Linked DNA regions of Homo sapiens: region 2 is linked to region 1. Evidence: chromatin contacts called from ENCODE Hi-C or POLR2A ChIA-PET data. All regions are on one chromosome and are shown on one strand. The core of a region is the stretch at or near the end of the contact, and the rest is flanking DNA. Distances in the headings are between cores, read along the strand shown. Region 1 holds the start of LINC01179 (long intergenic non-protein coding RNA 1179). Region 2 overlaps LINC01179 (long intergenic non-protein coding RNA 1179).

Region 1 (6,026 bases), core at 2,511-5,010:
CCATGGACTATGCTTTGAGAAACTGCCCTAGGGGGTTATTGCCCTAGGTTATTGCCAGAGCTTAGGGATGGAGAAGCTCTCAGAACAGTAAGACATCTCATTTCAACAAGGGGATTTGGCTTTCATCTAATTTACATATTGGGCTTCTGAGGAAAATTTTTACTTCAAAAAATGTTTCTGCCGATTTGAAAAAAAGAAACTTTAAGAAGCATAACCACTAAGTTGGTCTAGAAGCAGAAATGTGAAACAATCAAAGACAAGTTATTTGAAGAGAACAATATCATACCAGCAGCTAGAGGCACAGCTAGAATAAGAACCTAAGGTCCCCTAACATAAGACAGTGGTTTTTTCACGGTATCATGTTCTCCTCTTTATACAAAAGGAAGGAAATCAGGATAGGAGCCTCTTAAAGCAAAAAACTATTAAAACTGTGCAAAGAAGGCCTAAAGGAAATGCCTAAAGTAAATAACATGTCCAGTAAAACTTCTGGCATAGGCAAGATAAAGAGAAGAGAAATATACAGAATAATCTTTATGCTACTTCATGCTCTAAGAAAACAAAACAAAACAAATATTAACAAAATTTCTCATGTTATACTGTTTCAGGACTTAAAACCAAAAACGGATCGGCAGATTTTGGCATACCAAATTGATTGTTCAGTAAAATTAGTGGATCTACCATCTCGTCTGCCCAAATTTTTTGCTACTATTGAAGTTCTTTCTGTGGAAGACTTAGAATTCACTTGTCAGAGTTCCATTCTCTGATCATACCATTTCCCAGCCAGAACTACACTAAAAAACAAGCATCAACTGCTGACCTTTCAAATTCATCACTCTTTGAAACTCCAATCACAGAAAAATACTTAGGAAAATGTGCCTCTTTCATCTCTGTGTGGTGGATACTGAGTTCTTCCTACAGAAGCTGGCAACCCCGGTTCCTTTTCTCACTTGTGAGAAATGCTTTGAAAAAACCATGTCCAGCCAAAGTTCTCAGCCTTCTATTTCCTTCTTTACTTAAAATGAGGAAATGATTTGTAGAAAGGGGAAAAAAAACAATAATAGGATTCATTTATTGTCTACTTAGCTGGTCTGAATTATCTCCTAATCCACATCTTTGCTGACTCTAGGAACTCAAGTCCATTCTCAGCACTTGAAAAAGGCACCTATTTTGCAAATTTTTGTTCTTATACCCAACCTGGGAGTTGGTAAAACATAAATGCTAAACTTTCTTCAACATACACTAGATGCCTAGGTTAAAGTTACTATATATATAATAGAGGGCCAAGGAATAGACAAAAATCAACATTCTGTATGTGTGCACACACGTGGGTAAGCTCAAATATATACATTCAAGACTTCGCAATGCTTCATATTATTTGTTTTCACATCAAATTACTTCTGTATGCATAGTTATTTGAGCTAACACTGAAGTGCCTTTGCACTCCCCAAGTAACCACAGATTAGTAAAAGCTAACATTTATCGAGCACTCACCAGGTACCAGTGGTTTTGCTGGGCATTTCATGTGCCTTGTCTCATTTAATCCTCACCTCATATGAGGTGGACACACTTTACAAATGCTCAACCTGGGACTTCATAAGTTAATTTCCTGAGGTCACATAGCCAGTGATGAAAGTACAGAGCCTGTTCAAATGTAGGCCTAACTAGGTAGCTCCTAAACTGGACCACACTCTCTCCATAAAATGTAAGGCTGCTACAAGGATATTACTCATTAAATCGCAGTTTCCCCTCGATGAGGACTCCTGGGAGAGGCCACTGTCAGTTTCAGTACCAAGAATTATTGGGCTTCTCCTGAGCAAATGATTCCTTTTACCCTTATATTGCTTACTAAAAGTGTAAATGAAATTCATGACCCCCTTTCAGCAGGGAAGAACCCTTAAGCATTTACCTAGCAGCATATTCCTAACTTCATGATTTTGTTCCTATTCTCATTCTGTGAGCCCATTTTCTTTATTCATGTAATTTGGTTTTCATTTAATCTTGTCTTATTTTCTGTATCCATATAAGCCATCTTAACGGTTCTCTAGCACTAAAAGGAGATAAATGTACTAAAGAATAAGCAAAACTGGATGATAAGAGTTTAGAAATGTGAAAGATATTCCAGAAAAGACATCACCCTATGGTGAAAAATTGTGTCAGATAACTCGCATGGTGGTTAAATCACAAGTGTCAAAGTGATAACTTATTCCGAGAGACTGACCTATGACATTGCTGATGTGATGCTTTTCTCAGACAGTAGGATTTTGGTTTTTCACTAAAGAGCTTCATCATATCAGCAACAAGTTGGAAATACCGACTTTAACTTTTCTTCTAAAGTTGTCTGGAAAGCATAAAAATAGAGATCGGTGGTGGGGATTTGGGTAGCTGATAAGAGAACATGTTACTGCTACTATTTTCTGATTTTTTTCTTTCAGTTCATAAAACAGATAAATAATGTATGTTTCTTTTTTCTCTTCTAAAACTTTATATTAGAGTGTATTTTTAGCTAGACATGTAGTTGAATACATGCATTACCTTTCTCTTTAAAAAAATTGCAGAAAACCCCAGAATAAAGATGAAAGAAGCTCTATTTTCTTTCCTTTTTCCTTCAGTAGTCCCTGGCAAATGAGAAGAAAGAAGGATTTCTCCTGTGTAAAAACAACTGATGTACTGGTGTATTCAATAAAAATATATATAATCATTTGATATTTTAAATATTCAATATAATATGAACTTACTTTAATTGTCAATATTCATATTACAACAAGACAACACAAATTACCAATGATTACAGGCTTGTCTTCCATATACACCACAGTACTATTATTAAAATCATGACAGGATAATACATCTGTATGAACCAGTACAGAAATAAACTCCATAATTTACCAGATTTTTCCCTCTTTACTATATTTATTATATTTCTAAAAATAGGTGAAATCACAAAATTGTAATGTTCCATCTTTTTGACAATCACAACTAATATCTTCTCTGTAATTTTAATTTATAAAAAATTGGCATTTTAACGTAGTTGAACAATATATTGTGTCCATCACAACAGTGGGGTTTCTCACTCTATATCCCCTATAAAGAACTCATCCTACTTGTGTTAAAGAATATGAAAGTAATTTTTATTTTTTTAATTATAAATTTTTCTGTGGTTGGATTATGACACGCCCATGGAAAACTTTATAGTTAAAACGCATTTACAAGAACAATAAAAGAGTCCTGAGGTGTGCTATCAGCCTTTGGTTCAGTACAGTGCTTTCTTGGGGTAGTTTGTATCTGGATTCTCCACCTTAATTCCCATCAAATTAAATGTTTTAGCTGAGGCTATTTTGAGAAAATGTAAAACAAAGAAAACATGTGTAAGGATTCCCTGACAGTTTAATTATCCAAGTTCTCCCAAATCCTTGAAATGAAAGTTAATTGCCATAGACCTTACCATCATTTCACTTTTTCTATCAGGACTAATCGATCCTAAGATCCCTGTAAAAAGGAGAAAACTTAGACAGCCCAGATTAAATTGGTCCACTGGAGTACATATTGAAGAGACATGTCGAAATTCAGCCTCTTAAAACACACCCTCTTGAAACCCGCTCTGTAGTCATTCATTTCTAAACTCCCCTTTCTTAAAGATTGACTTACTTTCTTTACTGGGGATCTTGGATGAGAAACTTCTCTGGAGAGAATTCAAGTCTGGGCAGTATGGCTGGCATGGGCCTGCGGAGAGATTACTTCAGTGACCACTGAAACAAACACCACCTGTGAGCTAGCACACGGCAGTTGTTTAATGAAGCACAGCATCACATGCAGAGCAATTTCTGATGGGAAATGAAGATCCCACTGGAAATTGCTAGGGGCATTAGACAAGCAAAATGTAATTATCTGAACTGAAATCCAGCTGACATCTCTGACAACAAATACCAGGGGATCTTTAAGGATCAGATGCTCCATTTTAAGTCAGTGCCTCTGGCTTCAGTGTTCTCTGCTCCCGCTTCGTCCCCCCAAGGAGGAGAGAACACCTCACACTGAGTCACCAGCATGTATTTTGTCTGCCAATTCTTTCTGCTAGCAGAGAGGAGGTCGGGCTTACACTAACAGAGTAATTGAGACACGTATCCAAATATTTTAGGCCAAATGAATTTTGATTCTTTCCAAATTAAAAGAATCATATAATATTTATAGAAACTAGAATTCTGCCTTGCCCACTTTCCTATCCCAGACAGAGCCAGTTTCCCTTGCCTTTTTAAAGTAGACACTTGGAGATAGGGTATCTTGGATTGGCCCTCTGTGGTGCCCAATGAAGACGTTCATTTAAATTGCGTCTTTTGTAAATGAAACTTTTAGGAAAGAACTCTTGGACCTTTCAGCCATGGACTTTGTTGTTGTTGTTGTTGTTGTTGTTTTTAAGACAGAAACTAAGTGAACAGATTAAAACCAGGATATGATCTGAGCTGTGCCAATGTTTGGTCTTGGGATTTTAAGTACCTCAAGTGAGATTAGATACTACAGTCACAAAGAAGGGCTTTTTGCCTTAAGAAAAAAAAAATGAAAACTTTGAAAGTTTTCAAGAATATTAAGAATTAGAGCTAGAAAAAATGTCTTTGTTCAATTATCTTTTAATGGTGAAGGCGTAGTTCTTCTAGTATATGTATCATGGATGTTCTCCATTTTAATTTTTAATATTTCAGTTCACATTAGCTGAAGTGCCTTCCCTTGAGAGGATTTTTATAATCTGTCTTAGCTGTTAGAAAATTGTTGCTGGTACTTTACTTAGCTCAATTTTTCCTCTGTTTAGGTTCATGCTATTAGTCTTAATTACATTCTACTGGACTTCTCTAAATAGTTCTTTCCTTTCCTCCTTGATTTATTTACCTCATCATAGGAAAAATACTGTTTACTTCCTGAACAAATGTATCGTTGTCTCTGTCATTATTTTATTTGCTTTGAGTCCTCTCCTCATTGCCCCTTTAAAAAGAGTGAGTTTTGGTCCTGTTTTGTGCCATTATCTGGCATAATGATTAACACCAGTGAACTGGTTTGAATGATGATGTATATAGTTACCATAAGTGTAAAACACTGATGGGGTTGGTAACTTCCTTTAAAAAAAAATTACAATCTCAGATAATGTACATGAGGAACTCACTCTCACCATTACGTAGAAAGGTTGTGAAACTGAATGTAGGGATTGCCTTTTTCACGCTCTACTTCTCCACGTGCTAACATATTCAGTCTTAATTGTGTAATTATTTGTTTAATATCTGCTCTCCTCTTTAGACTGAAGCTTCATGAGAGCAGGGCCACATTTCTCTACTTTTTCTCCGAATCTTTAAAACCCTGCACAGTGACCGTTACATCATAACATGATTAACAAGTATTTGTTGAGCAAAGAAATAAAAGAAGTTGGATCTCAGAAACTCACAGAGCCTTGTGTAGCCTGTCATCTCCTTTATCTTCTCTATATTACTCCAGTCCTTTCACCACCTCTACCTTTTAGTTTGGTTTTATAAGATTATTTGTTCTCTGACTCATATTTATGGAAATATAGCCGATTACCAACAAATACTATTTCTACTTCCCTGAGCTCCTGAAATTAAACACAAAGGAATTTGTGGTTTTGGATTAATATTTGTCAACTATTCAAAATAATGAACTCATCTAAAAAAACCTAGGTCCTCTTAGCAAAATTGACCTTATTTAAGATGATTAAGCCACCCATTCACATTACAGAATTCTAGATTTTATTCTTTGCCAAATTCCAAAAGGCCTTGCACTTACATTTTTATTTTTATTTTTTAGTTAGAGTCTTGCTCTGTCACCCAGCCCAGGGTGCGATTTCAGCTCACTGCAATGTCCGACTCCTAGGTTCAAGTGATTCTCATACCTCAGCCTCTGGAGTAGCTGGGACTACAGGCCTGTACCACCACACCCGGCTAATTTTTTGTATTTCTAGTAGAGATGGGGTTTCACCATGTTGGATAGGATAGTCTTGAACTCCTGACCTCAAGTGATCCAACCACCTCAGC
Region 2 (6,026 bases), core at 1,500-3,999, 54 kb before region 1:
GTGTAACCAAAATTGTGCCCCAAAAAGGCTGTGAAACTCAATTGATATTGCTATCTGCTAAGACAGTAAATGAAATTATCATTTCATAAAGCCCAGAGAAAATCTGATGGTCTCAGGTAAAATGAGTGATCTTCGCAAAGGAAAAGTACTTCACAGAAGCCGGAAACTGGGATACCAAAGAGAGGAAACTGGTACTAGAATATTTCACTTAATGACTGCATGACAAGTCCATCAGAGGTCATTATTTATAGGTCATTTTCCTGTCAATTGTAGGAATCCTGGCCTTAATCATTTGTGTCAACACACACTTCCGTATAAAAACTTCCAACATGATACAGATAATTCTGAGAAACACGATATGCGTTCTGACAATTTTGTGCTTTCCTTTGGACTCTGAATTTGCCAAGATATTTCCTGTTAACTCCTTGGCATGAGTATTTTTAAGCGTCTGATATTGATGCCAGCACTGGGTGTCATGCTGGGAAAATCCAGTTTTCGTAAGGAAAATTACAAAGCATTGTGGTCAGCATTAAATTTAAAGGAACAATGTTACTTTTAAAAACATTTCTACAGTTAGATATTTCATTATTTAACATAGGTTTTCTCCTTACTTTTTTTTTCCTTTGGTAGGATGCCTTTTCCCACTCTGCAATTATTTTATGAGTGAAAGTGATAAAATTATTGCACTGTTATGTGCCATGCACTTTCACTATAGGAAGAATAGAGATTTCTCTTTCTCAGTGCAAAAAAAAATAATTCTGTATGATCAAAATTGTTAATATTCTAAAAAGTAAATGCATTCTCAGAAATTATTAGCTGTGATCGATATTCAAAAATACTCCTTAGCTGGTAATAAAGGAAATCCCTTTTTGAGGCATTGGTTTGCTCTACCTCAAAGTTACCTACTTTCAGACAAAACTTAGTCTACAAAGTGCACAAAATTTAATTTTTTAAAATTATGACCACTTGAATAAAAAATCCAATGGGGTAGTAACCTTTACCAGTGAAGCTTTTGGTTTTTATTTTAGATATATATAGGGAAGAAATTAAGAACTCTTTCTGGGCTGGGCGCGGTGGCTCACGCCTGTAATCCCAGCACTTTGGGAGGCCAAGGTGGGCGGATCACGAGGTCAGGAGATGGAGACCATTTTGGCTAACACGGTGAAACCCCGTCTCTACCAAAAATAAAAAAAATAGCTGGGCGTGGTGGTGGGCGCCTGTAGTCCCAGCTACTCGGGAGGCTGATGCAGGAGAATGGCATGAACTTGCTTGGCAGAGCTTGCAGTGAGCCAAGATCGTGCCACTGCACTGCAGCCTAGGCGACAGAGCGAGACTCTGTCTCAAAAAAAAAAGAGAACTCTTTCTGGCCCCTGTTCTTTCTGAACAGGGACATTGAGGGATAGGAGTGGTGGTAGCTAAAGTTAGTAGTTCAGAGAAATTTACAATTCCACGATGAATTAGATTGAAACTCTCAGATCAAAATAATATTTTCTGAAGGAGATATTGGTAACATTGTAAGTGATTACGTCGCTTAAAAGATTCTAGGGTTCAGATTAACATAATAGTTTACAGATAAAATAAGACATAAGTACATTATAGAAAAGAGCCAGCTACAAATCAAGACAGTTAAAATCCAGGCGGGAGAATCCTCACTTGGATGAGGCAAAAGAAAAAAATAGGGAGCAAAGATGTGAAAGAATAAGGGAAGAAATAGTTTCATAATTTAATTTGTTGACTTCTGAAGGCCAAAATGGAAAAAAGCCCTGAGAGGTCAACCAACAAAATAAAACATTAATCTTATGTAACTTATTTCTAAAGGCTCTGTCATTAACATTCTAGAAAAAATAATTTTTAAATAAAACAATCAATGAAGATTTATCAAATAATTGGGAGATAAAAATCGGACACAGGATACAAGTGTGTAGTTTTTAATAGAGCCAAACAATTATTTATTGATCAGCAGTACCAAATGCTTTCATTGGCATCTGCATGGTAAAAATTCTACAATATTTGGCAAAGGATCTTAAAATTATAGATATTCAGCAAAAGATCCTAAAATCCCAGAATGAGAATTCAAATTTATTAAACACATATTGAGCATAAACTAAATCATTATCCCTGTGCTAAGTGTGAATCACATAAATGATTAAGGCATGATCCTAATCACAGAGGAATCAATGGTGTAGTTAAGGAACTAAATAAATGTAATACAATAGGAAACTGTCATAATGATAGTGAAGAGGAAAAATAAAGTATAAGAAGAATTTCCCAGGAAACGTAGACAAGTCTCAGTGCCTCTAAGTCAGCGTTTCTCAATCTTAAATCTCATGATCTGATTTCATTTCATTTGAAACGAAGCCATGCCTTACTCAAACTACACATATAATCCTTGAGATTTTTTCTATGCTTTCATTAGAATTATGCCTTCTGCTCAGAGTTACTACACTAGATTTAGACTAGATTTGAGTAGATACATTAAAAAATTTAAGATGTAAAGTATGCTTAAGCTTAAACTAAACTTACATGCTGAAGAGGATCTGTACTCCCTTGTGTCACTTTGCCTCAAAACCACAGTCTGAAGAGCTTTTCTTATGCCCAAATGTACAGAGTGAGCTTCAGGCAAATATTTAACTAGTGTCTTCACCCAAAATTGTGGTCAAGGTAATGTAGGTGTATTCATTTTCTATTGCTGTTGTAATGAATCATCACAATCCTTGTGGCTTTAACAACAAATTCATTCTCTTACCAGCTCTGGAGATAAGAAGGCCAAAATGAGTCCTATGGAGTATTTGCACAGCCAGTTTCTTCTGGAAGCTTCAAGAGAGAGTCTGTTCCTTGCCTTTTCCAGCTTCTAGAGGCAGCCGACACTCCTTGGCTCATGGCCACATAACTCTGACCTGTGTCTATTGTCACATCACTGACTCTTCTGACCTCCTACCAGGACCCTTGTGATTACATTGGGCCTGCTTGGATAACCCAGGATAGCTTCTCCATCTTAAGGTTGTTAATCACATCTGCAGAATGCCTGTTGCCATATAAGTTAACATATTCACAGGTTCTAGGAAGAAGGACATGGACATCTTCCAGGAAGCATTATTCTGTCTACCACAGCAGGTAAATGCATGTTGTCCCAAGTAGGCTATCTTGAGATAAAATTTAACCAGATACTTCTGTGTCTCAGAGAGGATTTTACCTTTGAGGGAGGGAGGAAGCAGATAAGCCATGCTGTGATTTGGTCCAGGTAACTTCAGTTCTCTTAAAGATAGTACCTCATTTTTCTTTAAAGAGATGGCTCACTATGCCCAAAGATCCCTAACCAAGGGCCCTGCAAGCTAATTTCCAAATTTATTTTTCTAATTATCTCTATTTCTGAATGTTCCTAAGAGATGTCATTTAACATCTAAATTGTAATTTTGTAAGAAGTCAAGCTTGACTCTTACAAAACAAAAATAAAAGAGTTGTCAGGTTGGCTAACTGAACATTTCATCAAATCCTTTTGTTTTTTAAAAAAATATAAATCAATAAGTTCCCCTCCATAAAATGGCAGGACAGTGTCTGTAATTACCTAAAAGGTTACCTTGAAAAATTAGGCTTGAATACTTATGCACCTTACTGTAACAATAGACAAGGGTTTACTTTCTGAAGTGTTTTTGTTTGTACCATTGAGAAAGAGAACAATGACGTCAGTATCCACAAAGAAAAGTCATCCAGTAGGCTCTGAATTATATATTAATGGCTGACTTCAATTTAGAAAGTCACAATTATGTGTTTCAAATAAAAGGAAAAGTTCAAAAGTAGTCATTTAAACTTGTTAATAATAAGAACAAAACTTAAGTTCTGCCTTTCTTGGTATTATCAGAATTTAGATTAACCTCCCCAGAGGAAGTGGTGGAAACAGGTAGGATAAATGTTCCCAAAGAAACAATGACTCATTTGGAAGTTTGTAACTAAAATCTGGCTCAGGCAAATTAAATACTCTTACCAAAGTAAGCTGGAGAGTGGAATTTTTTTCAGGGTAATATACTATATACCCTAGTCATGTAATAACCATAGTTTTAAAAAATATGATAGATATACAGATTTTTCATTCATAATATTCTTAAGAGTGGTCTGTAGTTTGGGCTTATTCTTTAAAAGGAAAAGCAACAAAATCCACTGCAAATGATGGCAACAAATTCACTGAAGGCACTCATTGGTTAATCTTTAATAAACATTATATATGCATCATTCATTAATTCAATAAATAATTACTGAGGAATTAGCACATGGCAGGCATTATTCTTGGTGCTAGAGATATAAAGATAAACATGTAGCTTACACTAAATGAGGGATTCTCACAGTAATACCTAAATAATATTTAATACCTAAATCACATTTTAATAATAAAATAACAATCTCATTAGAAATTGTTACGTGTACAATGAAAAAAATAAAGCCAACTAATCAGTTAGGTTGTAGATGACATAGGGTATTTTAGATATAGTGTCTAGAAAGACCCCTCTGAGGAAGTGACATCTGGGCAGAGACATAAAGGAAGTGACACCACCAGCCGTGTGAAGATCAGGAGAAAGTGCATCCCAGACACAGAAGGGTAGAGAAAGCTCCTGATATGAAAGGAGTTTGGCATACTCATGAGAGTGAAGCCAATATGGCTGGCCCACGTGGGCATGAGGGAGAGCGGTAGGAGACGAGGTCTGTGGAGCAGCCTGGGGCCATGAAGTTCAAGTTGATTTTAAGGGCGTTGGAAAACCATTGGGGGTGTTTTTAGCAGAAAAATAACATGATCTGACTTCTGTTGCTGACAGTTCCCTCTAGCTGTGATGTGGTGGATAATGGCCGGCCTATGAGACAAGACACTGTTTCAGGTGAAAGATGTTAGTGACTTGAATAGCAGGTGGCATTGGAGCCTAAGGAGGGATTGAAGTTCTGAGAGCAGTTCCTCCATGATTCTGATGGAACTCTTTTCCTGAGGAAAACTGATAAAAGGAAAAGGATGGGACAAACTATAGCCCACATTACTGGTCTCAAGGCCACCAACAATACTCATTGTCTTCTTCAGTCCATTCCAGACACTGCTCACCCTCAACTCTCACTTCTGCTGTTCTGTGCAGTTTACCTGGTGGCATGACCTAGACTTTTTTTTTTTTTTTTTTTTTTTATTAGATGGAGTCTTGCTCTGTCGCCCAGGCTGGAGTGCAGTGGCACGATCTCAGCTCACTGCAAGTTCTGCCTCCCGGGTTCACGCCATTCTCTTGCCTCAGCCTCCTGAGTAGCTGGAACTATAGGCGCCCCCCACCAAGCCCAGCTAATTTTTAGTATTTTTAGTAGAAACGGGGTTTCACCGTGTTAGCCGGGATGGTCTTGATCTCCTGACCTCGTGATCCTCCCGCCTCGGCCTCCCAAAGTGCTGGGATTACAGGCGTGAGCCACCGAGCCCGGCCGGCATGACCTAGACTTTCATCCCTGAGTTATGTGAACCTCTTGTCATCATGTTCTTCTCAGGTGGCAGCACACATCCATTTGCCATCAAAATTGGGCAAGGGATGCCCAAATGGATCACCTGCTTGCCAAGCACATTCCTCCCTGCCCCTGTTGTATGTCATCACCTGTGCCTCCCTCTGATGATCATGGTCAGTTATGTCTGCCATGATGGTAACTCTTCATCTTGCCTGCTGGCACCTTGGCCTGAGGATTCTGAAGTGTGTAGGTAGCAGTGTAGCTTTAGGTTCAGTGGGATGCATACTGGGCCACGTGCTAGAAACACTCCCTTTTTGGGAACCAAGACATTTAAATGCACAGAACCCCAGAGATTTGGGGAAGGGAAGCAAACTTTCTCCAAGAGGACGAAAGAATGTTGGTTCTCAAGCCCATTCATTCTATCCCACTAGGGGCACAACATCATAAAGCTATCAATTTAGAGAGTACGCAGCATCCTAAATGATTAGGTTGGTCAGCCCTGCAGCTTCTGGGGCTGTGATATGGGACACTAGCCCTAGATTCCATGGACCTCTGCCCACTGCTTCATT

What was found. A loop is a pair of places that touch in the nucleus more often than their neighbours do. ChIA-PET counts read pairs that join two places held with the same protein, here RNA polymerase II (POLR2A). Pooled maps may share reads with other maps.
Region 2: a map of MCF 10A shows a loop between it and region 1 (5-fold over the local background). The contact joins the enhancer-like site here to the promoter of LINC01179 in region 1. A Hi-C loop is called at or near these places in 1 of 168 maps with a recorded cell type or tissue (MCF 10A) and 1 of 50 pooled maps. POLR2A ChIA-PET finds 5 or more read pairs at or near these places in 3 of 52 experiments (MCF 10A, WTC11 and activated naive CD4-positive, alpha-beta T cell).

Annotation. Positions count from the first base shown.
Region 1 is chr4:165,682,373-165,688,398 of GRCh38, reverse strand. LINC01179 (long intergenic non-protein coding RNA 1179) reads right to left here and starts at 3,760. Exons shown (of 6, transcript NR_121676.1): 1 at 3,646-3,760; 2 at 2,533-2,615.
Region 2 is chr4:165,735,419-165,741,444 of GRCh38, reverse strand. All of the region lies in intron 4 of LINC01179 (long intergenic non-protein coding RNA 1179), which reads right to left. LOC101928131 (a long non-coding RNA gene) reads left to right here. Exons shown (of 4, transcript NR_121677.1): 2 at 2,750-3,114. Among named protein-coding and RNA genes, the nearest start is that of LINC01179, 54 kb to the right of the region's middle. Within about 2 kb of position 2,749, at least 2 of the 41 ENCODE cell types and tissues checked have a DNase peak (open chromatin) inside an H3K27ac peak, as active enhancers do.